5 separate regions of the Mus musculus genome follow, and regions 2, 3, 4 and 5 are each linked to region 1. The links are chromatin loops, found by intact Hi-C in ENCODE. Cell type or tissue: heart. All regions are shown on one strand.

Region 1 (5,000 bases):
TTGCTGCCGCTTATCTGCACAATGTACTACAGAGCACCAGGGTTCATGCTCGTGATTGTAGACTGACTGGGAGCTAGCTGCGCTTTCCAGCAACATGCTATGCACACTTAGCTCGTTTGGGAAACAATACAACTTCAAAACTCAGAAAGGTCTGAATTCTGAGAGGTCTTTGATGGTTTAATGTTTGTCTGCTGGTCAATACCCTGCTGGCATTCACTCATGCATGTGGAAATTAACTGAAAAAAATGTAAGTACTGTCAGTACCATGGTTGTGCATATGCTAATCCTTCTAATGTCTTAATAAACCCCTTGCCTTTTCACAACTCAGCAATTCAAGGTAGAGTCTTCTCTTTGAAATGCAGACATCACTGGGCAGTGGTGGCACAAGACTTTAATCAAGCACTTGGGAGGCAGAGGCAGGCAAATCTCTGTGAGTTCAAGGCCAGTTTGGTCTACAGAGTGAGTTCCAGGACAGCCAGCACTGCACAGAAAAAGCCGGTCTCAACCGACCCCCCCCCCTAAAAAAATCAAACTGGGGAAACCAGATCCAAGAACTTATCAGGTAGGCCAGACCAAGAGTATGACTTCCTCATAAGGAGCCCATAAAGTGATGGATGCCTGCCACTGAGATGGTATGCCTCCACAATATCCTGTCGCCTGATACCCGATGACTAAATCATAGACTGATAAGCAGAGGGTTCTCTGACTTTCTCTGGAGCTTAGCTTGCCTCAGTTTCCCACTGTTGCCTGGCCTGCTCAGCTGCCTACCCCTACCCCTGCTCTCCTGACCCAACCTGGACTTAAAGCCACCATTTCCTGCTTTTGAATCCTGGTTCCAGCAGCTCCCTCCTGTCACTGGCCTGATTAGTTATCAATGCAGACTCCATCAGTTCACTTCTGAGACCTTTTGAACTCTAATGTAGCCCTTTCTGTTTATTCTGTAAATCTTATATATGCAGGGAGATATAATTTGCTGTCTGTTGTGTCATGTGAGAGTTAATATTAGTAATTATGATTGGGATAAAAGAACATGCATTCACCTTGGCCAGATCACTAAAATAGGTGGATCGTGTGTGACAAATTGCTGCCATTAAGACCACTGACATTTGTGAATTTATTGTTAGTAGATTCTGTTACTGAAAAGACACAAACGGGCTGGAGGGATGGCTCAGCAGTTAAGATCTCTGACTGCTCTTCCAGAGGTTCAATTCCCAGCAGCCACATGGTGACTCACAATCCTCTGTAATGGGATCTGACACCCTCTTCTGTCATGCATGCATACATGCAGATAGAGCACTCATTAACATAAAATAAATAAGTATTTTTTTTAAGGGGGAAGGAGGACTGGGGTCACAGCTGAGTGGGCACTTGTCAGCTTGACTGGGTCTGGAATCAAATGCAAGCCTCGGGGAGCTGTGTAGGCTCTTTTGGATCAGATTATTTGAAGTGGGAAGAGCATCTCAAATAAAAGGATGTGAGAGAAGAAGCCCTGGTTTTTTGTTTGTTTGTTTGTTTGTTTGTTTGTTTGTTTTTGTCTGTTGCAAACACTCTGCTGGCAAGCTCATCCTCTCTGCTCCTGCTGCATTGCTGCTGTGATAACATAGCCGTTACCTGGGCTTCTGGGGTACAGTGAGGACACCAGATTGGGACAGCCGAGACATCGAGCTTCACGGACTGAGCAGCCACTGTTGGGTTACCCAGACCGTATCTCGGGAGCCAAACAAGTTAGTCTCACATATATACTCTGAAACCTTTTGAGAACATAGTATTCTCCCCTGCAGCCTTGGCAATAGACTCGTCCTATTAATAATTTTTCTCTGCAGAAGCCTCACTAATACACTGGCATGCATGAAGCCTTGGGTTTAACCTCCAGCCCCGTACAATAAATAACTAGTCAACAAGATGCCTCAGTGGGTGAAGGAACTTGCTGCAGAGCCCTTGTCATGAGCACGGAAAGAACAGCCAGTGTTTTTACCTGCTGAACTATCTCAGCATCTCTCCATCCCTCCTCCCTCTCTGCTCCTTTTTATTTACACAAGAGACTGACTGTACAGCTCTGTTGTGCCAGGGAAATGTTTGTGATCCCCAAAAAACCAGACAGGAGCTGATCTGATGCAACTCACAGCAGGGTCTTTATTCTAGCCAGCTTGCCCCCCCCCCAACACACCACCATGCAGGATTGTTTTGGGAGGGGCAGAGCCCCAAATGTCTATCAGGGCACCTCTTGCACTACACAACAGTGATAACCCCTTGCGCACCTGCTCCAATTGACTCTACCCTGGCAGGATCAAAGACATGCAGCCACCAGCAGGGGCCGCTATTTTCCTGTGGTCTACCAAAGAAAGGCAAGGTCTTCCATCTCAACTAAGCTAAGGTAAAGCAAATGCCCTAATGCAGACCAAAATATGCCCGCCCTGCAGTATGTATTTTGCGATGACAGTTTAGAGAAATGCAGACCTGGATGTAGCTCTGAAAAATCGTCCTCTGCAGAAGAAATACTCATTAGGACTGTTAACAATAAGGCCAGTTTTTTTTCCCAAATGGTGCTATTTTTCTAAGGAAATTAAATAATTTTAAACTCACTCGTTAAAGTTATACAATGCAAACAAAGACAAAAATATATTGAAACTCATGCATTTCTGTAGCATTAATATTTACTTTTTAAGACTCAACTAAAAGCATCAACACAACCTGTCAAGTTCTTTGACACCCTCCCCCCCAGCCCGTGTAATCAATTACAGTATACAAGGTCAGTAATTCACATTTTAAACACACAGTTCAACATTGCTGGACTGTTTTGGAAATATTTGGTCAAATGTATGTTAATTTGGCTGTAATGGCATTTAAAGCAAACAAACAAACAAACAAACAAAGCTGTGAAAATGGCCTTGGAGCATTATCTTTAGTTACTGGAAGAGTTTCTAGTTTTTTTTTTTAAATACAGTTTATGTTAAAATAATCTTTATTAATCTAGAGGAGACAATCAATGTCTGTGGAAGAATGGACTTTTTTGGATTTTCTTTTTTTAATGGTCATTGTGAGTGATTGCTCTTTCTTTTACTTAGTTTCACATTCTTCCTTTGTTCTAAATCTTAGACTGACATTTAGCTTTGACAATCATAGTATGTTTTATTTCCTGAGGGGGAATAACTTATAATGCTGTTTAGTTTTGTACTATTGGTGTGTTGGTGAATTTTTAAACTGTGTGCTAACTGTAATAAATTATATGAACTGAGAAAAAAAAAAACAATAAGGCCAGGTTGTGCTGGCCTGTAATCCCAGCACAAGGGAGATCAAGCAGAAGAGTCATGAGTTCAAGACCAACTTGGGCTAAATTACAGGACTATGTCAAGATGAAGGTGGGGTGGAGAAGGGGGAAGGAATGAAGGAAATAAGGAATGACAGACAAGAAATATAAAGAGTAAACAGGAGATGTGAAACAAAAGCATTTACTTGAGACCTCACATGGTTTGCCTCTACTTCCCAAGTCCTTCAGACGGCTCTTGTAGAGGTTGTATTTTATGCTGGGTTGGATTTATTTATTGCTGGCTTGGATTTCCAGCAGCCACGTAGAGGCTCACAACACTTGTACCTTCAATTCCAGGGGATCCGATGCTCTCTTCCTGCCTCCGCAGGCACTGCATGCATGTGGCGCACAGATACACACGCAGGCAAAACACCAATGCATTTAAGATAAAAATAAATAATTTTTGTTTTGTTTTTAGGATTTATCTATTTATTTTATGTAGATGAGTACACTGTAGTTGTCTTCAGACACACCAGAAGAGGGCATGTGATCCCATTGCATATGGTTGTGAGTCACCGTGTGGTTACTGGAATTGAACTCAGGACCTCTGGAAGAGCAAGGGGTCAGTGCTCTTAACCACTGAGCCATCTCTCCAGACCTAAATAGATGCTTTTCACAAGGACAACTTTCCTCTATGCCTGAGAGCTTGGTAAATAAAAATCTCTAGAAAAGTTGACAGATTAACAAGGGGAGAATGTAGCTTAATTACGTGCACACGCATACGGGAAAGTGTTGGTTCCCAAGCGAGGTGGTGCACACTTTTTAGGTCAGCCCTCAGAAGACAAAGGCATGCAGATCTCTAGGGGTTCAAGGGCAGCCTGGTCTACAGGAGTGAGTTTCAATACAGCCATGGTTACACATAGGGCTCCTGTTTCAAACAACGACAAAAGAAGCCTTAAAAGAGTAAATGGTGGGGGCTGATGATTGAAATTCATATATTATCCTGAGCTACAGAGAAAACAGTGGTCTGATACCCACCCCACGAAAAAAAAAATGAAGGAAAAGAAAAAAAAAAACCCACAAGTCTGATTTGTCTTGTCAATATCCTCACTGCAACATGGTCAAACTTCCAGTGGGCAGCCCCTTAAAGAAAACTTAGTTTTTTCCCCACCCATACTCCAACCAGAAGCCATCAGGTGTGGAGAGCTATACTTTAGCATCCGTATTACAATGTTTAAGACTTCTCTTTGATGGCTTCCTGTCTAAGCTGTTATTTTGCAAGAGGGGGTAAGGGTTATCATCCCAAGCATTCTGTGTCCCTCCTTCTCAACTGTGAGTTGGGGTGCTGAAGAAATGGCGCAGAGGCTAAAGGCCCTGTCCTTCCAAAGGACCCAGGTTCAATTCCCAGCACCCACATGGCAGTTCACAACTATTTGTAATTCCAGATCCAAGGGTTCTGACACGCTCACACCAATGCACATAAAAGAAGGTTAAATAAATTAAAAAGAAAAGAAAGCAGCCATTGCAAGCATGCTGTCATCCATGTCACTGTAGAAGGTCCTTGCTTGACCTTTACAGTCAGGAGAGACGCTCATCATAGATTCACACATGGTTTCTGGTGACAGTATGGACCACAGACATCCACTTGGTCTCCAGTGTCAGCATGTGTCACAGACTTCAGCATGATCTCCAGTGACAGTACAGACTACAGACATCAACCCAACCCTCTACCACAGCACGGGCCACAGACACT
Region 2 (5,000 bases), 67 kb after region 1:
GCTGGAGGAGGAGCAGCCGGGGTATATGGGCCAGGCTGCAAGCAGGGGGAAACTGAGGCAGTAAAGTTTCCATGGGACTAGAGATAGAAAGGTCAGTGAGGACCAGCAGCACTGTAGCCCTGGAACACAGGTCCCACCTCTACCCAGGCCTCAGTTTCCCTGAAAGAACCAAGGAGCAGGTCCCACACAAGGGCTCCAGTGCACAGACAGAATGATAAGGCAGCAGAGCCCACAGAACAAAAAGAAGCCCCACTTGTTGGGGTGACCACTGGCCAACACCGAGAGATAGAAATGAAGGGCTGAGCCTCGGATTCATCCTGCCTTCTGCCCAGACTTGGGGGAGGGGTGAAGTCAGGACAAGGTGTTCCTTCCCACCCTCTTTTCACAGTTCCCACAAACCCCTCCCTCGAGGTAGAGTCCTGCTGTGACCCGAGGTGGTAGGGCTTAGACAATGAGTGAGAATCTAGGGGTCACATAAACAGGCATTTCTGCCTGGCCCAGGACCCTCCATCTGGGGCCAGAGGCAGGCTCAGCAGCCATGATGGCTCAGGCCCTAGCTGGCTTCCCCCCAGCAGCACCTGGAGGAGTGACAGGGGTACAGGCTTCCAGCAGCAGGAATGCCCAAACATGGAGAGCGAGCGGGAGCAGGGACACTGAGCTTCAAAGCAGTTGAGTGAGGAAAGAAGGCAGGCTTTACAGGACACTCCTGCCAAAGAGGCTCTCTGAGGTTACTCGGTTCTACCTCTCCCAGCTTCCCAGAGAGATAAATGAAGGCTGGAGAGAGAAAGCTACCGGCCCAGAGGCCTAGAGCTGCAGGACAACACTTTTGACCTGGGGTGGGAAAGAGCAGATGAGGTCATTTCACAGACTACTTCCCAAGGCACCAAGACTGATGGTGTCCTTGCTCCTGAGTTCTGAGACTGAGGGAAGGCCTGGCTCTGAGAGGCATGAGAACAGAGCCTGGCCCACTCCCAAGTTCCACATACAAGACTTACTGGGGGGAGGGGGGTCTCACTGTCTCCTAGAAGATCTAGCCAGAACAGGTTAGTCTAGGGGTATCTTTTTGCCCACCTCAGGATGGCAAGTCCCTGAAGGTGGCAAGGCATGGGGGGAGGGGAGCCCTTGAACACCAGTTGCCATGAGATTAGGAGGGGATCAGGCCTTCCCACAGAGGTGCTACAACCCTCACTGGCCATTGGCTAGCTCCAACAATCTCACTTGGAGAACACAGCACCGAGGTCTCCAGCTGCCTTCCACCCAACCTCCACAACAGGGCCAATTCAATCCCTAGTCAAGGCCACGATTTGGGGAGCTCCAGGGATGATGTAAAGTAAGAGCCAGCAGGCTTCCCCCAGTCAACCCCCATCCTCGGTAGCCCGTGAGCTCAGCTGTCTCCTGTCCGTCTCCTCACAGAACTAACACAGGCCCAGAATAGCAAGGTCATGAGCGTGGGTAGGGCCTCCTGGAGGTGGGGCAGAAGCTGAGGGACAGAAGATCGGCTGTTCCACTTTCCCAGGGGAGGAGAGTGACACTGGAAGGTGGCAGGGGGAAACACAGTAGGTGGGAGTCATCAGATCCTGCTTGCCTCACATTCACACACACACACACACACACACACACACACACACACACACACACACACACACACACACATATCCCACCCCTAAGCTGGGAAGCCAGGACACCCCCGTTGGAAAACACAGATGCAGTGCAGAAAGATGTGTTTAGGACAGGGTCTGTATTTAAAAATGGGAGTTTGATGGTAGTGATCAGTCACTCCATGCCAACCAACAGCTCGGACCTCAGAGGAGCGGGGTAGTAGGGACAGGGAATGTGCAGAACTGGACCCAGGCAACTGGAACTTGAGACTCTCGAGGGAAGCCTCGAGACGAGTATTTAAGTCAGACAGAAACAATTAGGCCAAAACATGTCTGCAGCACCAACTAAGCTGAAACGTCACATGACACAGAGGCTGTCAGGGCCCAGAGTCGCTTGCCTTGCCTTTAGCTTCATACAGCAAACGAGGCAGCAGCAGGCCTCACAGCCAGGACAGTCCTGGTCCTGGGCCCCTCTGTAGACTGCACCGCTACAGTCAATCTTCCCCAGCCCTGCGACTTCAGCATTTCCTGCCTGCTTCATTCCTACGGTAAGAGTTTCACTCAAAACAATTCAGTGAAGTAAAGGCCTTTGGTGACCCCATCTTTCACTATCTTGTCCCAATAAAAGAACAGACTGGCAGGGCGTGGCAGTATAATTCCTTCAGCACACAGGCAGCTGAAGCAGGAAGATCGTACGTTTAGGTTACATAAGACACCGTCTTAAGAGATACCATCACCCTGAAAACAGAACATGCTGGAACCCACAAAAGTACTGCTGAGCTCTACATTGAAGCACTCAGCAAACCAAGGGGACCGGAGCAGAGAGGTGGTTCTGAAGGCCTTGACTAGAGGATGAAAAGGCCTGGACCCAGGCCAGCTCTTTGGCCTGAGCTCAAGAGACAGCTTTATCCGCCCATCCCAGGTCCTACTCCAAATATCAGCCACAGCCATCATGATGGAACTGAGATAAACCCTTTATTTATTTATGCTTTTCCATTTTGTTTAAAACAACAACAACAACCTTAATATAACTGACAGCCCTTCCCCCTCACCCTTGGTTGGGTTGGGGGTTATTAGTGGGGAAACAGCCCCCAGGGATGGGGCTGACCATAAGAGCCCCTCAGGGAGGTAACGGAGCCCAAGTCCTTGGCCTGGGGCAAGGGCACCTGTAGTGTGTAGTAACTGGGGACTTAACAGGGCTCATGAACCTCAACTTGTACCAACATACACACCCTTGGCTGACAAGGGTCAGGAAGCATGTAGGGAGGGGACTCCCACTTTCCTCTGTGTTCCTACCCAGCTCAGTCTCACAACTTAAGGCTGGGAGCAGGAAAATGGAGGGTGGGCAGGTATCTCACACAAATGAGTACTGATTATTAATGGCTCGGGGGTGACCCCCTTCTTCTCCGTTGCCCCCTAGTGGTAGCTGCTGGAGCTGTACCATTAGGGACACCTCCAAGTCCCCACTAGAGCCAGCACCACCCTGAGCCTCAGTGCCTGGTGCTATGGCCTCTTCCAATTCAACCATGGGGACCAGCTCAGCCACGGGGACCAGCTCTTCCTGGACCCCTCCACTGCCCGCTTTCTCTTTCTCTTGCCTCTCTTTGGCTGCTGCGGCTGTGGCTGCCGCAACTTCTGGCGCCCCCGACGCCTCTTCTGCCCCAGGATGTGGGGGATCTGTCCATGGAGGGGGTTCAGAGGGCTGGGCTGGGTCACGGGAGGTGCTCCGTTCTGGATAAGAATGGTGAGAAGACATTGCTTGTGGAAGGAAGTGAGTTCTTATGGTGACCTCCCCTTTGCTTGTCCTCCCCAAGGAGCCATGTGCTATCTCCCCCATGTCCCATCTCCTGAGCAACCCCCCTCCATGGAAGATGAATCATGGGCGGTGGTGAGAGGACCACACTTACACACAGTCACTCGCTCCGAAGGGCAGGAGGGTGGAGGAGGCATCGGGGTAGCATCGGTCGCCCTCGCACACCCCTGCATGGCTCCCAGCCTGCTCCCGGCCTGGGGGAGGGGAGGGGAGGGGCAACGTGGGGACAGATGGGATGGTGGGTGGGGGAAAGTGAGAGATCAGACAGGGACATCAGACATCAAGGGAGGAAGGAGGGGATCAGGCCATGAATCCCCCAAAAGGCCAAAGACAAGGCCGAGGAGGATGGGTCCAGGAGACAGACAATGATGGCGCGGAGGGTCCAATGGAATGGGAATGCAGCACCCAGCTCTCCACTGCCCCTGCCCCAAGAGGAGCCTCTGCCTGCATCCTGTCAGCCTTCTGCTTCCCTTCTAGGTCCCTGCCCAGGTACCTGACTGCCCTGCTCCCCACTAACAGGGCCTTTCCTCCACCCCCCCAACCCCGTCTTCCTGGCACACACACCTCACTTCTTGGGTGCACGGGCACCTCCTCCCCTGCAGACCTGCTCTGCTCACCCTGCTGCCGCTGGGAGGGCACATAGCTGACAAGGACAACATCACTGGAGCCTCCAGACTCCAGAGGGATGGGGTGCACCCGGAAGTGCTCAAGCATATCGAAAATGGACTGGAACCACAGATGTTGGACCCGGCACTGTCCCTCCTCATTTAGTGACAAGCGCAGGTGCTGAGGGCAGGATGACAAGTGAGGTGGGAGTTAAAGTCCCTGTCAGTTAGACATCCTTCCTCCCCTGCACAATGGGATCCCCAGATCCCCAGATTCTCCTTCAGGGCCACTCACCTTGGCCTTGCCCTGGAAGTTGAAAGTGAGGACATATTCACCACGCCTTGTCTCACTCTGGCGTACCAAGAAGACACCATGGGAGCCAGTGCCTCCTTCTAACACTAACTGGGCAGCTTTGAGTCGAGAGAGCATGCCGTGGAACCAAGGATAGCCTGAGAGGGGCTGATCCCCCTCACCCCCCTCTGACTCCCCTTGGAACAGGAACGATCCTTCAGGAAGGAGAGAGAGGGAAAAGCAGGTGTCAGAGGCCTCTCCCTAGCCCAGTTTTCCCCTTGAGACACCAGGTCACTGGTTCTTCCCCGGCTTGATCCCTCCAGTTCCAATACAGGATCACAAACCAGACACAAATACACATGCACCCAATACCTGTGGCTGCTTCTGGAGTATCCAGGGGAGGGTAGGGGGTAGAGAGGGGATGAACTGTCCCTGCTGGAGGCCCCTCCTCAATGGGAATTCGAGGAGGCAATTCTGGAGGAAGCAGTTCCATCGAATCAAAATGGGAGGCAGCAATGGAGGCAGAACTAGGGGAGAAGGACGCCGATGGCCGGTCTGAGAGGCCCCCATAAGCTCCTGAAAGAAAACAGAGGGACCAAACTTGAGAATGACACAGGTTCTGCTCCTGCAGGCCTGGGCTCCTGCCATCTCCCCATTGGCTGTCCACTTGCGTGCCCAGCCCCCGTGCCTCT
Region 3 (5,000 bases), 75 kb after region 1:
ATCGAGAAGGGCCCAACACTGCTAGGGGCCCACCCACCCTGCAGCTCTCAAGGGACAGGTCGTGTGATGGTGGGATTTCCACACCAGGGCTCAATGGAGCCAGGACAGGTGGGGAGAGTGAGCCCGAGGCCCGAGCCACCTCGGCTTCGAAGTGCTGCAGGAAGAGCTCAGCAAAACGGCCAGAAAAAGCGGCCTCTGCTCCCGGCTCTGCATACTGTGGGTGGGAGGCCAGGTAGAGGCGAAAACGTCGGGCAAGATCCAGGGCAGCTGCCCTCGCATGGGACTCACAGAACTCTTGCCAACTTGGGGGAGGGGGTGGTGGCAGCGCTGGCGGAGAAGGGAAGACCCCATCCTCTGGGGAAGGGGCACCATTCATGATGGGCCCCAGGAGGAGGACAAGGGAAGCCTGCGGGGAACAAATAGGGAAGCAGCCAGAAGACACGGGATGTGCGGCAACAGCTGTAGAAAGAAGAGGCACATACACTGAGTTACTGTAGAAGTGAGATTGAGTTATATCTCAGCCCAGGCCAGGGACTCCCCTCCAGGCTCCTCAGAGAGCAACAGGCGAAGAGAACTAAACTGTTTTGCCCTCTTCAAGATCAATAACCCTCATATACCCCAGGGATGAAGGATGCTAAGCCCAATCCTGCTGCCTTTGTCACCCCTCTCCCTGTTGTGGGACCCAGGAAAGGGCCTTGGAGCATCTTACCCCACAGGGGACTCTTAAGATCACTGCCATCCCTTCTCTAAGACAAAACCTTCCCTAACTATCACACATTTTAAGTGTGCCATTCCAGAGGGCTCTACAAGGTCATTTTACCTTTCCTTAGACAACTTACTAACCTCTTACAGATGAGGAAACGGAGATTCAAACAGAGATTCAAACAAGTTCCAGAACTCAGAGTCTACCGCATTTCCCACTGCACAGTTCTAGTCTCCAGGGATATGCTGGACCAGCCTCGACCACAGCTCCCACTGCTCTGTTCTCAGGGGACCAAAGGGTGCAGGGATTACACCCTTTAAAGACCTTGCATCATAGGTCCAATGAGTGGAAGTTGGACTGAAGGCTCAGTTGTCTTCGAAGCTGATCCTATAACCCAGCACTTAAGCCCTGTGGGAAGACTTGGATTGGCTGAAGGCCAATCTCTGGGTTGCCCCTACAGTCTAGGGCTGAGTGATAGCAGCGCTAGAGAAAAAGAGATGGTGTGTTGGGTCAGGACAAGTCTTTACTAGCCACAGAAGTAAGGCATCGCACGGAGCCGGGGCTCAGGAATTTTCACTCCCTGGGGAGTGTACCTGTGAGTTTTGGACTCAAGCCCCAGCTCAGTCCACCTGTTAGCTGTGTGAACCTAGCTTTTGTCTCTGTAAAACACAGTTACTAACCGCTACCTGCTACAGTTGTCAGGAGAAATGAAATGACAAGGAACATGTCTATGCTTTCCACAGTAAGCACACAAGACATCACTGCCACTGTAACTATTTTTTATGGGGGAGGACAGTATGATGGGTCCCATTTGCGCTCCAGAAAGGAAGCGCTTCTGCGGGTGCCCCAACTCTTACATCACAGCTAGAAAGTGACAGAGCTCCATATGTAATTTACAACCGGTGGCTCTTTGGTGAGTGGTCCTGCCCTATGATCGACTGAAAGGAGACACCTCTGGACGGCTCAGGAAAGTCTACCCAAACTATCAGTGATGCCAGCCTCTTCATCAAGCCTACAACCAAGCTGCAAGTCAGAGACCCCCCCCCCCTCCCCTTCCTCCTTGGCCTTTCCTACATACTCCGATGGCTCCAACCACAGGGACAACTCCAAACCAGGGAGAAGCAGCCAGGAGATGCGGGAGTCACAGAGCACAGGGGAATCGGGGCCAAGAGGCGCAGGCACGGCAGAGACAGTCCCCAGCCAGAGGCTACCTCGGCTCACACAGGCCCACCCAGCCCTCAGCACTACTGGCCGACCCAGCCCCCTTCAGGCCCGCTGACCCTGCGGTTCCTGGACTGGTGACTCAGTTTCTCTTCTGCCAAGACGGCTCAGTCACAGTTTTCCGGTGCACCTGCCTCTTGGCTTAGTTCTGACATTCCAGAAGGGCGGGTGGTGGAGGGTGCAGGCTGCGCTCCAGGTTCGGACCCTCCGGGCCCCGTGGTTAATCACTCGGACCCGATCCTAGTCGTTGGACACCCTCCACAAGCCCCTGGGCCGGAGCCTCCGAGGGACCAACTATCTGCTGCCCTCTCGGGAGCCGAGCACCCCTCCAGCCCCGAGCCCCCACGCCCACCCCCGCCCAGGCTTCTCAGACGACAGGGTCGAGTCCGGAGAGGAAAGAGGCACTTGAAGAGGGGGGTTCCGGTTCCGGTCCCACCTGCATCTCGGTCCCCGCGCTTAGCTCCGGCGGCGGCAGCGGCGGCGGCGGCGACGGCCGCAGCTCCCGCTCCCTGTGCCCCCCGCCTCCGCGACGGGCTCCCAGCACGCGCTTCTGCGCAGGCGCTGGGACGGGTTCCCCGACGCGGAAGGAAGCGACCATAGAGAAGAGCAGTAAGAAGGAGGGCACCTTCGTATTCACTTCCGCCATCGTTCTCGGCGCCGAGGTTTTCAGGAGCTACGCCAACACAGGTCTCACTAAGCTCCCGTGGCTTCGGCAGTTGTACCTAAAAGGAACCACTGAGGCAGCTGTGGGAAGGCGTTGGGTCCGTCATCCGAAGCAAATTCTAGACAAAGGCGAGAAGTTAACCATAGAGAAGCCACTTGAGCGGAGAGAGTAGCCGCCCACTAAAAGAAATCAGCGAGATGATAAAGCTCTTTGAAGAGCTGGCTGCAGCCTAGAGCGCCTGGCCCTGCATCGAGGGGTACACGGACACCGCCCCCAGGGATCTGGCGAGCGATGTAGCGGTGACCTTGGGAGGCCGAGTGGAGTGGGCGGAGCCTGAACTTAACGACCTTGGTCTTTTAGGGGAAAGGGACAAGGTGGTCCTGGAGGGCTCTACCTTAGACGGGAACTAAAGTTGGGACAGCAATAGTGAGGTCAGTTTTGGACATGCTTGCGGGTCATCAGTAGGTACATAGAGATAGAGCTTGAAGTTCAAGAGAGGCTTCAGGGCAAGTTAGAGGGATGACGAAGTAAGGTACAAAGTGCTGTTGAGACCTTGCGCACAAATACCTTCTAGCAACCCAAGCTCGCATTGATCCAGCGTCACTACAGCTGAAGTAATTGAAAAGGCCAGAGTAGATTGGGATCATTGACAGGGCCCAAAAGATTATGTCTATAGCTTGTCATCTGTGATTGTACTCTACTCGTGCGGTCGGTCGCTTTCACCCACAGAGGGGCTCTAGTCTTCTTGGTGTGGCAAGATGGTTTTCCATAGATTCAAATTTAAATCCTAATAGTTAAGCAACTCAGTGTAAGGAGTATCACTCTTTCTAAGATCATCAATAAAATTTTCAGAATTAGGCTAGTGAGATGCCTTTTCAGTAAAAGTGCTTGTGTTTTCTATGCAAACCTGATTAGCCAGAATTCCCTCCCCATAACCCACTGTGGAAAGAGAAAGGATGTTGGAAAGTTGGCTTCTGACTTAGAACATGGCACACACACCACACATGTGTGATACCCCCCCCCCATCACATACACATAAACAAAGTGGTAATAAAATGTAAATAAGTCACACTGCTGGAAAGAGAGCTAAGTGATTAAAAGACTAGCAGCTCTTGCAGAGGCCCCGCAACCACATGGTGGTTCAGAACTGACTATAACTCCAGCTCCAGGGGATCTGATGCCTTATGACCTCAACAGGGACACGTACATACACGCAGGCAGGCAAAACGCACATATAAGATAAAATAATATTAATTTTGGAAAATTTAAGCCAGGCAGTAAGGAGCAATGCCTTTAATCCCAGCACTTTGGAGGCTGAGGCAGGTGGATATCTGAGTTCTAAGCCAGCCTGGTATATACAGCAAGTTCTAGGATGGCCAGGGATAAACAATGAAAACCATGTCTCAAAATTTAAAAAAAAAAAAATTAAAAATCTCCAAAGCCAACTAGCTGACTAGATCAAGTGCTATCCTGGAACCCAGAGGCAAGTGACCCAGAAGATGGATATAGATAAAGAACTTGTTGCACATAACGAACGTTTGTCTAGAGGTGCCATCTTGCCCCCATGGAGTTAGAAAATCTTAGAAAAAAACAGACAAGTTCTGGTGTACTCAGTCTTTTGTTTTTAAAAGATTTTTTAAAAATTATGTTCCATATCTGTGTGGTTTATCTGTATATAAATGGCCCACTGCAAGAGTACCATGTGCTCCTAACTACTGAACTCTCTCTCCAGACCTGTGGCTTAGCCAGTCTTAAATCACCCAGGCTGTATCACAGCACTAGGCACCAGCTCAGGATTAACTTTGTCAGGTCTTCATTGCCAGGATTATCTACCTTTGTTACCATTTTAAAGGAAGAGGCAAATGTAGAGATCCCTTTCCTGTGACTGTTTCCCACACCCTCCCTCTAGCGAACCTAGTCATCAACTAGCATAGACAGAGTTCAAGAACACAAAAGGGGGCTGGTGAGATGGCTCAGTGGGTAAGAGCACCCGACTGTTCTTCCAAAGGTCCGGAGTTCAAATCCCAGCAACCACATGGTGGCTCACAACCATCTGTAACAAGATCTGACGCCCTCTTCTGGAGTGTCTGAAGACAGCTACAGTGTACTTACATATAATAAATAAATAAATCTAAAAAAAAATAGGATTTGAAAAAAAATTAAAGTTACAAGTGATAGTCTCTATAAAAAAAAAAAAGAAAGGTACACACACACACAAAAAAAAAAGAACACAAAAGGGCAAATGGCTATTGATAAGTTTGGGTATGTTCTGTCTAAACTGTCCGGCCTTTTGGAAGTGGGGCAGGGTCAGTGTTGAGGATCAAACCCAGGGCCGGGAACGTGCTAGATATTTTGCTGCTGAGCTACTTCCCAGAACTCAATCAGAGTTTTCGAAGTGATTGAATTAGTCTG
Region 4 (5,000 bases), 130 kb after region 1:
GCCCTGGCTGTCCTGGAGCTCACTTTGTAGACCAGGCTGGCCTTGAACTCAGAAATCCGCCTGCCTCTGCCTCCCGAGTGCTGGGATTAAAGGTGTGCGCCACCACGCCTGGCTGACACTTGATTTTTTACAGTGAAGCCAAAACCAGACAATGGAAAAAAGAAAACATCTTCAACAAATGGTGCTGATCTAATTGGATGTCTGCACATAGAAGAATGCAAATAGATCTATATTTATCTCCATGCACAAAACTCAAGAGGATCAAAGACCTCAACATAAAACCAGATACACAGCCGGGTGGTGGCGGCACACGCCTTTAATCCCAGCACTTGGGAGGCAGAGGCAGGCGGATTTCTGAGTTTGAGGCCAGCCTGGTCTACAGAGTGAGTTCCAGGACAGCCCGGGCTACACAGAGAAACCCTGTCTCCAAAAACAAAAACAAAAAACCAAACCAAAACAAAACCAGATACACTAAATCTAAAGAAGAGAAAATGGTAAATTGCCTCGAACACACTGGTACAGGAGACAACTTCCTGAACAGAACACCAATAGCTCAGGCACTAAGATCAACAATTAGTAAATGGGACCTCATGAAACTGAAAAGCTTCTATAAGGCAAAGGATTGTCAATAGGACAAAATGGCAGCCTACAGAATGGGAAAAGATTTTCACCAACCTTGTAGCTGACAGAGTGCTAATATCCAAAATATATAAAGAACTCAAGAAGTTTCACACCAACAAACCAAATAACCCAGTTAAAAAATGGGGTATTGAGAATTCTCAACAGAGGACTTTCATCTTTTTTTATTTTTTTTTAAGATGTATTTATTTATTATATGTGAGTACACTGTAACTGTCTTCAGACACTCCAGAAGAGGGCATCAGATCTCATTATGGATGGTTGTGAGCCACCATGTGGATGCTGGGATTTGAACTCAGGACCTTTGCAAGAGCAGTCAGTGCTCTTAACTGCTGAGCTATCTCACCAGCCCAACAGAGGACTTTCAAATGGCCAAGAAACACTTAACAAAACATTTAATATCCTTAGGTCATCAGGCAAATGCAAATCAAAACAACCCTGAGATTTCACCTTACCCCTATCAGAATGGCTAAGATCAAAAACTCAAGTGACAGCACATGCTGTTGAGGATTTGGAGAAAGGGGAACTCTCCTCCATTGCTTGTGGGAGTGCAAACTTTCACATCCATTCTGCTAATCAATTTGGTGGTTTCTCAGAAAATTGGGAATAGTCCTACTCAAGACTCAGCTATACCACTCCTGAGCACCCAAAAGATGCTCCACCATATGACAAGGACACTTGCCTTGTTGTTCATAGCACCTTTATTTGTAATAGCCAGAATCTGGAAATAACATAAATGCCTCTCAACAGAAGAATGGATAAAGAAACTATGGTTCATTTACACAATGGAATACTACTCAGCTATTAAAAACAAGGACATCATGGATGGAACTAGAAAATAACATCCTGAATGAGGCATCCAGACCCAAAGAATATGCATGATATATACTCACTTATAAATGGATATTAGCCATAAAGTACAGGATACCCATGCTATAGATCCAAAGAAGCTAAATAAGATGGAGGGAATAAGAAACCCAAGGAATAAGAAGAAGGAAATAAGAAGCTCAAGGGAGAATGCTTGAATCTCACTCAGAAGGTGTAAATAATAAAATAGTGATCAGAGATGATGGAGAGAGGGAATTGGAGAAGAAATGGGTAGGGGAAGGGGGCCATCTCTTTTGGGGAGGGAAGGCCAGGAGAGTAAGACACGGAAAACCAGCAGCTGGCAAGAGGTGTGGGCATCTCTAGGACATGTCAGAGACCTGGGATGGGGGAGGCTCCAGGGAGTCTATAAGGGTGACTAGCTGAGACTTCTAGCAGTGGGGGATATGGAGCCTGAAGTGGCCACCTCCTGTAGCCAGACAGGATACCCAGTGTAGGAATAAGGAAAGCAACCCACCCACAAAGCCTTTGACCCAAAATGTATCTTACAGGATGTGCAGGGACAAAGATAGAGCAGAAACACCAACCCACCCCCAAAACCTTCAACCTAAAACTTGGCCTGCCTATAAGAAGTGCAGGGGCAAAGATGGAGTGATACTGAGGGAATGGCCAACCAATGACTGGCCCAACTTGAGACCCATCCCATGGGCAAGAACTAATCCTTGACACTGTTAATGATACTCTGTGATGCTTGCAGACAGGAGCCTAACATAACTGTCCTCTGAGAGGTTCCAGCTAGAGCTGACCGAAACAGATGCAAAGACCTACAGCCAAACATTAGATGGAACTGTTTTGTGGAACAGTTGGGGGAAAAATTGAGGGACTCAGAGGGGACAGGAACTCCACAGGAAGACCAACAGAGTCAACTAACCTGAACCCTTGGGAGCTCCCAGAGACTGAACTACTAACAAAAGAGAACACATAGGCCAGGCCTAGGCTCCATGTACATCTGTAGCAGATATGCAGCTTGGTCTTCATGAGGGACCCCTCCCAACAACCGGAGCAGGGCTGTTCCTGAATCTGTTGCCTGCCAGTGGATCCTGTTTTCCCCAAGCTGGGCTGCCATGTCTTACCTCAGTGAAAGATGTACCTAGTCCTGTAGTGACTTGATGTGCTAGGGTGGAGTGATTCCCAGGGGAGGCCTCCCCATTCTCAGAGGAGAAGCAGGGGAGGAGGTTTGTAAGGGGGCACTGGGAGGGGTGTGTGTGATTGTGATGTAAAGTGAATAAATTAATGGGGGGAAAATAAAAAAGAAGAAGAAAGAAAAGATCCGAAAAATCCTTGATTCAGAACAAAGGAGTGTCAGAGGAATCTAATCTAAAGCCTACATCTCCACCTTGTGGTAAAATTGCAGAATGCCAGCCTGCTAAATTCCTAGATAAGATTTATTTATGCTGAGGAATACAGATTCTGTTTAATGATGCTTAGAGCAATGGCAAATAATTGATTATATGTTTTATTTTGTAAAGTTTGGAAAATTAAGATACATATGTTAATACATCATACAATTGATACTTAGTCAAGAATTCAATATGTTTCTGCCTCAAGTTTTAAAAGGGCTGACTCTGAGATTACACATTTATGAGAGGTGATGGGTATCTTGGAAATGCCTTTACAGATTGAAGCTGATGAAACTTTGACATGTGTATTCACTAGAATACAATAATATTTTAGACATTATGGCATGAAACATATTACTGGCATATCTCACAATTTTACAGGTCAAACGAATGTAAAAAGATCTAACTACACTTTAAAGGAGACACTCATAAAACAGAAGGAGAATATGGGGTAGATGACATATTGCTTTATTAACTTTAAGATTTTAAATGTAAATAAGCAAAAACAACAGCTGCTGAGAGACATTGGATTATGGAAAAAAACTGCTGGACTAGATCAGCACATGGATATGATCTCCTCGGATTGAAGGCAGGAAACGTGTTGTGTTGGGGAGAGGTTTTGTCTTTGTTTCCATGGAAATGAATAAAGATTGGATTTGATCCAGGGAGACCTCCTGAAAATCCTGGTTGCAGAAATGAAGAAAGAAACCAAGAACAAAACAGGTAAAATGAATTCTGACCCTTCCCTATGGGAACATCTCGGAGCCTGCCTGCGACGTGAAAATGTCTCTGCATGGCCAATAGATGGTGTTGACTACTGGCTCCTCAGGACTTATCATGCCATCTTTCAGATGGCATGGATGAAAATTTATATGACAGCAGTCCAAACAGATTCATAAAGAAAGACAGAGGGGCTGGCAAGATGGCTCAGTGGGTAAGAGCACTGACTGCTCTTCCGAAGGTCCTGAGTTTAAAACCACATGGTGGGCCAGGCATGGTGGCGCACGCCTTTAAACCCAGCACTCGGGAGGCAGAGGCAGGCGGATTTCTGAGTTCGAGGCCAGCCTGGTCTACAAAGTGAGTGCCAGGACAGCCAGGGCTACACAGAGAAACCCTGTCTCGAAAAACCAAAACAAAACAACAACAACAACAAAAAAACCACATGGTGGTTCATAACCATATATATTGAGATCTGATGCCCTCTTCTGGTCAGCTACAGTGCACTTATGTATAATAATAAATAAATCTTTGGGCCAGAGCAAGCAGGGACTGAGGGAGCAGAGTTGACCGACCAGAGCAAGCAAAGGTCCTAAAAATTCATTTCCCAACAACCACATGAAGGCTCACAACCAATCTGTACAGCTACAGTGTACTCACATATATAAAATAAATAAATAAATCTTAAAAAAAAAAAAGACAGATGCCTTCTCTGCTCCAACATTGACCAGCAAGTCATCTTTAACTGATTTTTGCATGATGGTTTTGAGCCACCATGTGGTTTCTGGGAATTGAACTCAGGACCTCTGGAAGAGCAGTCAGTGCTCTTAACCACTGAGCCATCTCTTCAGCCCCAATACTGCATATTTCATACATGTGTTAATGCAAAAAATGGATATTACCTTTAAAAGCTTACAGAGCAAAGGAACCAGACAACAAAGAAGACAAGACAAGTAGCCTAGGTGATCGGGCCTCACAGGCTGCCTCAGTAACTGTTTCCCAAAAAATCTGCATCCAGAACAACTTCAAAATGTTCATGGTCTAGCCTGACAGACTGTTCCATCCAGGACTTCTGTTAATCCCTGCACTTTCCCATCACACAGAGACTGATCAACGAATGATACAATTAGCTTTCCTAGGACTTGGCCAATATCCCAATTTTCTTAGGGCTCCCAAAAGATGCTGTCATCCCCCAGACAGCAAAAAGCAGTCTAACGAGGACAATGCCCCATTCCCAAAAAGTGGGATGGATGATGGGTGCTTGTTGTCATTTAAGGTGGTGTCTTACTTAGGGTTTCACTGCTGTGATCAGAGGCCATGACTAAGGCAACTCTTATAAGGACAGCATTTAATTGGGGCTGGCTTACAGGTTCAGAGGTTCAGTCCATTATCATGAAGGCAAGAACATGGCAGTGTCCA
Region 5 (5,000 bases), 82 kb after region 1:
ATACAAGGTGGCTCATAATCAACTATAATTCCAGTTCTACATACACACACTCAGGCACACACATAGAACAAATATTAAAAGATGAATAGCACACGCCTTTAATCCCAGCACTCGGGAGGCAAAGGCAGGTGGATTTCTGAGTTCGAGCCCAGCCTGGTCTACAAAGTGAGTTCCAGGACAGCCAGGGCTATACAGAGAAACCCTGCCTCGGAAAACCAAAAAAAAAAAAAAAAAAATTAGCCACGTGTGCTGGTACACTATAAGTGTTTTTGAGACAAGGTCTCACTGTGTAGTCCTATCTGACCTAGAACTCACTGTGTAGACTGGAACTCACAAAGATCTGGCTGTCTCTGGCTTCTGAGTGCTGAGATTAGAGATATTCAACACTGTGTCTGACCTAAACAAAATTTAAAAAACCAACCAAACAAAAAACAGGCAAGCAAATGAAATTTAATTTTTTAAAGTTCCAGTTGCTGAGTGTGTCTGAGCACAAGGTTCCATAGACATCAGGGAACAACTTTGAGGGGTCAGTTCTCTCCTCCTGCCACGTGGGCCTTGAGGATTAACTTGTCAGGTTTGGTCGTTGGTCCGGCGATTGGTACCTTTACTGGCTAAGCCATCTTGTCAGCTCGACTTTAGGTATTTAGGTGTCGGTTCCTGGGTCCCTGTTTTATGGCATAGGTCTCCAATAGCATGAGTTATAATATTTGAGCCAGGTACGATGACTCATACGTGTAATCCCAGCACTTGGGAGGCTCATACAGAAAGATCAAGGTAAATTTGAGGCCAGCCTGGGCTACATAGTGACTTTTACGCCAGCTCAGACTGTATAGTGAGACCCTTTCTCTAAAATAAATAAAATGAGGGCAGGAGAGGTGGCTCAGTGGTTGAGAGTACTGGGTGTTCTTCCAGAAGAGCCGGTTCAATTCCCAGCCCCCATGTAGCAGCTCCAACTGTCTGTAAATATAGTTCCAGAGAATCTGACATCCTTTTCTGTCCTCTTGGAGCATGAAGTACACACATAGGACAGACAGACAGACAGACAGACAGGCAAAACCCATACACATAAAAATAAATAACCCAGGCAGGTATAATGCACACAGCTTTAATTCCAGCACTTAGGAGGCAGAGGAAGGTAGATTTCTGTGAGTTTGAGGTCAGCCGTGTCCGTATGAAAAGTTCATCCCAGGCTAACATCAAGACCCTTTCCCAAATAAATAATAGCTACATTGGGTAGTTCATAACTATGTGTGGCCGGGTGTGGTGGCACACGCCTTTAATCCCAGCGCTTGGGAGGCAGAGACAGGCAGATTTCTGAGTTCGAGGCCAACCTGGTCTACAAAGTAAGTTCCAGGACAGCCAGTGCTATACAGAGAAACCCTGTTTCAGGGGGAAAAAAAACAAAAAACAAAAACTATGTGTGACTTTAGTTCCATGAGAACAAAACTAGAGTCTCCACTTGACTCTTAGGGTACCTGCATATACTTGCATACTCATGTTCACTGGAGGACTATGCGTGAAAGTTCAGTTATGGCATCAACAACCCTGGTGTCTACCAACAAAGGAATGGATAAAGGAAATGTACTATGGTTGGGACAGCTGACCCCCCCAGTGCACCTAGGTTTAATCCCCAGTCCCCACACTGGGGCTCTATAACTAGAGTACCCGGAGGTCTGGCATTCTCTTCTGATCCCCAAGGCTGCTACGCACTCATGTGATCCACGAGCATACAGACTGGGAAAACTCACACTAAGACAGAAAACGTGTATGTGATGAGGGCTGGAGAGATGGCATGGGATGCTCTTCCAAAGGGCTTGGTGACTCCCAGCACCCACATGGCAGGTCACAACAGTCTAACCCTAACCCTCTGTGAGCAATGAAGTTTTTAAGCCATAAAGAGCAAAGTTGTATTGTTTTCAGGAAAATGCTGATAACTGGAAAGAAGCACTAAGTGAACTAAGTCTCAGGAGGACAAAAAGCTGGTGTCGGTCCCCTGGGTCCTAAGTTATACAAAGATACACAAGGAGAGCAGACGGCTTGAAGTGAGACAGACCTGACTGGGAAGAGCGAGGGCTGGAAATGCTCACAGTACTCTAGCTGTACGAAAATGTCCTTAGGGCTGGGTGTGATCCTCCACCTGGGAAGCAGAGGCAGACAGATCTCTGTGAGTTCAAAGAAAAAATGTGGGCTTGGTGGGCTGGAGAGATCGCTCAGTGGTTAAGAGCACTGACTGTTCTTCCAAAGGTCCTGAGTTCAAATCCCAGCAACCATTATGACAACTTGTGACCAACCCACCTTAAATGACAACAAACATCCACCATCCACCCATCTCATGAATGAGGGTATTGTTCTCCTAAAGATTGATTCCTGCTGTCAGAAAGCAATAGCATTACTGGAAGTGGGGGTGGCTAAGAAAATTTGGGCATTGTTAAAGCTAACTGTATCATTTGCTGTCTAGACTCTGTGTGATAGAAAGTGCAGGCATTAACTGAAGTCCTGGATGGAACAGTCTGTGAGGCTGGACCATCATAGCTAGGCATGTGAAATTGTTCTGGATGCAGAGTTTTGAGGGAACAGCTTCTGAGGCAGCCTGTGAGGAGGCTGGATCGCCTGGGCTACTTGTCATCAGTGTCTGGTCCTTTTCTGTTGTCCATTGTATGATGTATTTATATATATATATTAATTTTCCAAACTCTACAAAATGAAACATGTAATCTAGTGATATTTCTCTAAGGTGTCATTATCAAATATAATCTGTATTCTTAACTCAGCCTAAGTTTATCTAGCATTTCTATGGGCTGCTATTCTACCTCTTTGTCACAAGGTGGCGGTATAGACTTCAGGTTGGATTCCTCGGAAGTTTTGTTCAAAGGATCATTAGATCTCTCTGTTTTATCGACTCTAATCTAGCATTCAATTTTTCACCCCTCTCTTTATCTAGGTCTGTTTTATTCTGATCTTTCTTAAAGAGGATATATAAAATTGTGAACACTACTGACAATTATTTCTGTGCTGATAATCGAAACAAAATTATATGGGATCGAAATGCCATTACCATTGTGACCTCCATTTTAAACAGAAAATAATTTCTTCTTAATCACTAACTCTCTCCTTCCTTCAGAGACTTTAGCTTTTAAGCACACTTACAAACTATCTTTATTTATATCCCCTTTGCTCTCCTTTCTTTGGAGACTATTCACATTTACAGAACATTTTTCTTTATTTCCCTTTCTCTCTCCTCCCTTTGGAGACTTTATGCAGATTTACCGAACATTTTTTATTTATTTCTCTTTCTTCTTCCTTCGGAGACTTTATTTTTTAATATTCAAACTCAGTATTTCTTTCTATGACCGTCTCTGTTCAGTTTCTTTTCCCTTTTACTGTTTTCAAATTTAATTCATTACCCTTTCAGAAGTTTGGGACTTCAGCCTTTTAGTCTGGACTTGGAGATCAGCTTGCTGGCCCTGGTGCCCTTCTGCGGCTCAGCTAGCTCCCTGCACTGATTGCCGGCTCCGCCCCTCGGCTTGGTCTAGCGGGTTACCCTACCGGTTCCGCCTAGTGCCAGCCCTGGACATGCCTCTCCAACGGACTATATGCTTCGTGGCTGCAGGCTTTTCCTAAGGGCGCTCGCCCCGCCCCGCCCCGCCCCGCCCCGCCCCGCCCCAGCTCCAGAAAGGTGGAGCCAGCAGCTGCACCAGGATGCGGCAGACCTGAATTGGGCTGCAGTCTCTGGGAAGTTATTCTAGCTGGACCATGGCTCAATCCGCCCCTCCGCGCCAGGGGAAGTGCACTGTTCTCTATCTGGCAGCCGGCTTTGCTGCTCAGCAGGGGTTTTTAGGGGAACCACCCTCAGCCGGTAGCCTTTCTGGATTTCCCAATCCCACCTTGCGCCTACCTCAGAGACTGTCACTGGGAAGCCGTGTTGCTTCAGGAAGTACTTGTTCCCAGCCTTCCATCCACGACTTTTGCAGGCTCTCAGCTCTGATTTCTAGCTCCATCTTCAATGCACCAATTATCACCAGACTGTCTCTAGCTGCCAGCCACCCAAGTAATGACACAGAGACCATTTATTAATTATAAAAGCTTGGATTTAGCGAGCTTGTTCCCAACTAGATCGTAAATGAAATTAAATCTTAAATTAACCCGTTTACACTAATCTATGTTCTACCACGTGGCTCACTACCTCTCCTCAATACCAGTACCTGCTTCTTCCTCCACATCTGGGTAATGAAACTGACTAGCAAATCTCCCGCCCAGAGTTCTTTCTAGGAGTTCCTAGCTCTGCCCAGAAGTCTAGCCTATACTCTCCTGCTTTGCCTTAGACCTTTCAGTTCTGTATTAAGCCAGTGAGAAGGTAAAGGAGATGCTTACAAAACACCGAGAGAAAAGGAAAAATACCTTTCCACACTGCAAACGAGATTAACCCAGGTGTCTACCACAGAGCTAAATAATAAATTGTTTGGGGTGGGGGATGGAAGGCCATTCCATTTCAAGATCATCTTCCAAAAATGTTAATGGTTCTACACACACACACAAAACTTTCTGTTATTTTTTCAAAACAGGGTTTCTCTGTATAGCCCTGGTTGTCCCAGAACTTGTTCTGTAGTCCAGGCCAGCCTTGAACTCAGAGATTTGCTTGCCTCTGCTTCCCAAGTTCTGGGACTAAAAGCTTTCACCAGCCTGGCTCACAAAAACCTTTTAAAAAGTTTTAGTTTAGGGGCTGGTGAGATGGCTTAGTGGGTAAAGAGCACCCGACTGCTCTTCCAAAGGTCCTAAGTTCAAATCCCAGCAACCACATGGTGGCTCACAACCATCTGTAATGAGATCTGACTCCCTCTTCTGGGGTGTCTGAAGACAGCTACAGTGTACTTACATGTAATAAATAAATAAATAAATCTAAAAAAAAAAGGGAGAGAGAGATATCAATTGCTTTAAAAAAAAGTTTTAGTTTATTCATTTATTTACTTACATGTGTGTGTGTGTGTGTGTGTGTGCACGCG

What was found. A loop is a pair of places that touch in the nucleus more often than their neighbours do. Peaks named below come from ENCODE experiments on the same cell type or tissue, not always from the same donor. Only the 100,000 strongest peaks of a DNase experiment are listed, where the experiment ranks them.
Region 2: a loop joins it to region 1, with 3 times the contacts of the local background. A loop is called at or near these places in 15 of 42 quality-filtered maps.
Region 3: a loop joins it to region 1, with 4 times the contacts of the local background. A loop is called at or near these places in 18 of 42 quality-filtered maps.
Region 4: it touches region 1 in a loop (7-fold over the local background); 27 of 42 quality-filtered maps call a loop at or near these places.
Region 5: it touches region 1 in a loop (2.2-fold over the local background); 14 of 42 quality-filtered maps call a loop at or near these places.

What each region holds. Positions count from the first base shown.
Region 1 is chr7:126,397,420-126,402,419 of GRCm38, forward strand. No RefSeq gene overlaps it. Among named protein-coding and RNA genes, the nearest start is that of Nfatc2ip, 3.2 kb to the left of the region's middle. In heart, a CTCF peak has its summit at 2,311 (motif pointing right); a DNase peak (open chromatin) is centred at 2,312; H3K4me3 peaks cover 147 bases; H3K27ac peaks cover 118 bases.
Region 2 is chr7:126,464,445-126,469,444 of GRCm38, forward strand. Sh2b1 (SH2B adaptor protein 1) reads right to left here. Exons shown (of 9, transcript NM_001289541.1): 6 at 4,681-4,884; 7 at 4,312-4,523; 8 at 3,976-4,197; 9 at 2,549-3,329. The coding sequence ends at 3,102. Among named protein-coding and RNA genes, the nearest start is that of Atp2a1, 3.9 kb to the left of the region's middle. In heart, a CTCF peak has its summit at 3,018 (motif pointing left); DNase peaks (open chromatin) are centred at 597, 1,417, 3,087, 3,817 and 1 weaker place; H3K4me3 peaks cover 666 bases; H3K27ac peaks cover 2,243 bases.
Region 3 is chr7:126,472,636-126,477,635 of GRCm38, forward strand. Sh2b1 (SH2B adaptor protein 1) reads right to left here and starts at 2,495. Exons shown (of 9, transcript NM_001289541.1): 1 at 2,361-2,495; 2 at 1-459. The coding sequence starts at 376. In heart, a CTCF peak has its summit at 2,855; DNase peaks (open chromatin) are centred at 276, 2,496 and 2,826; H3K4me3 peaks cover 3,247 bases; H3K27ac peaks cover 2,983 bases.
Region 4 is chr7:126,525,620-126,530,619 of GRCm38, forward strand. All of the region lies in intron 1 of 4930456A14Rik (a long non-coding RNA gene), which reads left to right. Among named protein-coding and RNA genes, the nearest start is that of Atxn2l, 25 kb to the left of the region's middle. In heart, CTCF peaks have their summits at 2,882 (motif pointing left) and 4,066 (motif pointing left); no DNase peak of the experiment used is centred here; H3K27ac peaks cover 342 bases.
Region 5 is chr7:126,479,013-126,484,012 of GRCm38, forward strand. No RefSeq gene overlaps it. Among named protein-coding and RNA genes, the nearest start is that of Gm46001, 5.0 kb to the right of the region's middle. In heart, CTCF peaks have their summits at 2,816 (motif pointing right) and 3,528; a DNase peak (open chromatin) is centred at 3,609; H3K4me3 peaks cover 1,407 bases; H3K27ac peaks cover 1,319 bases.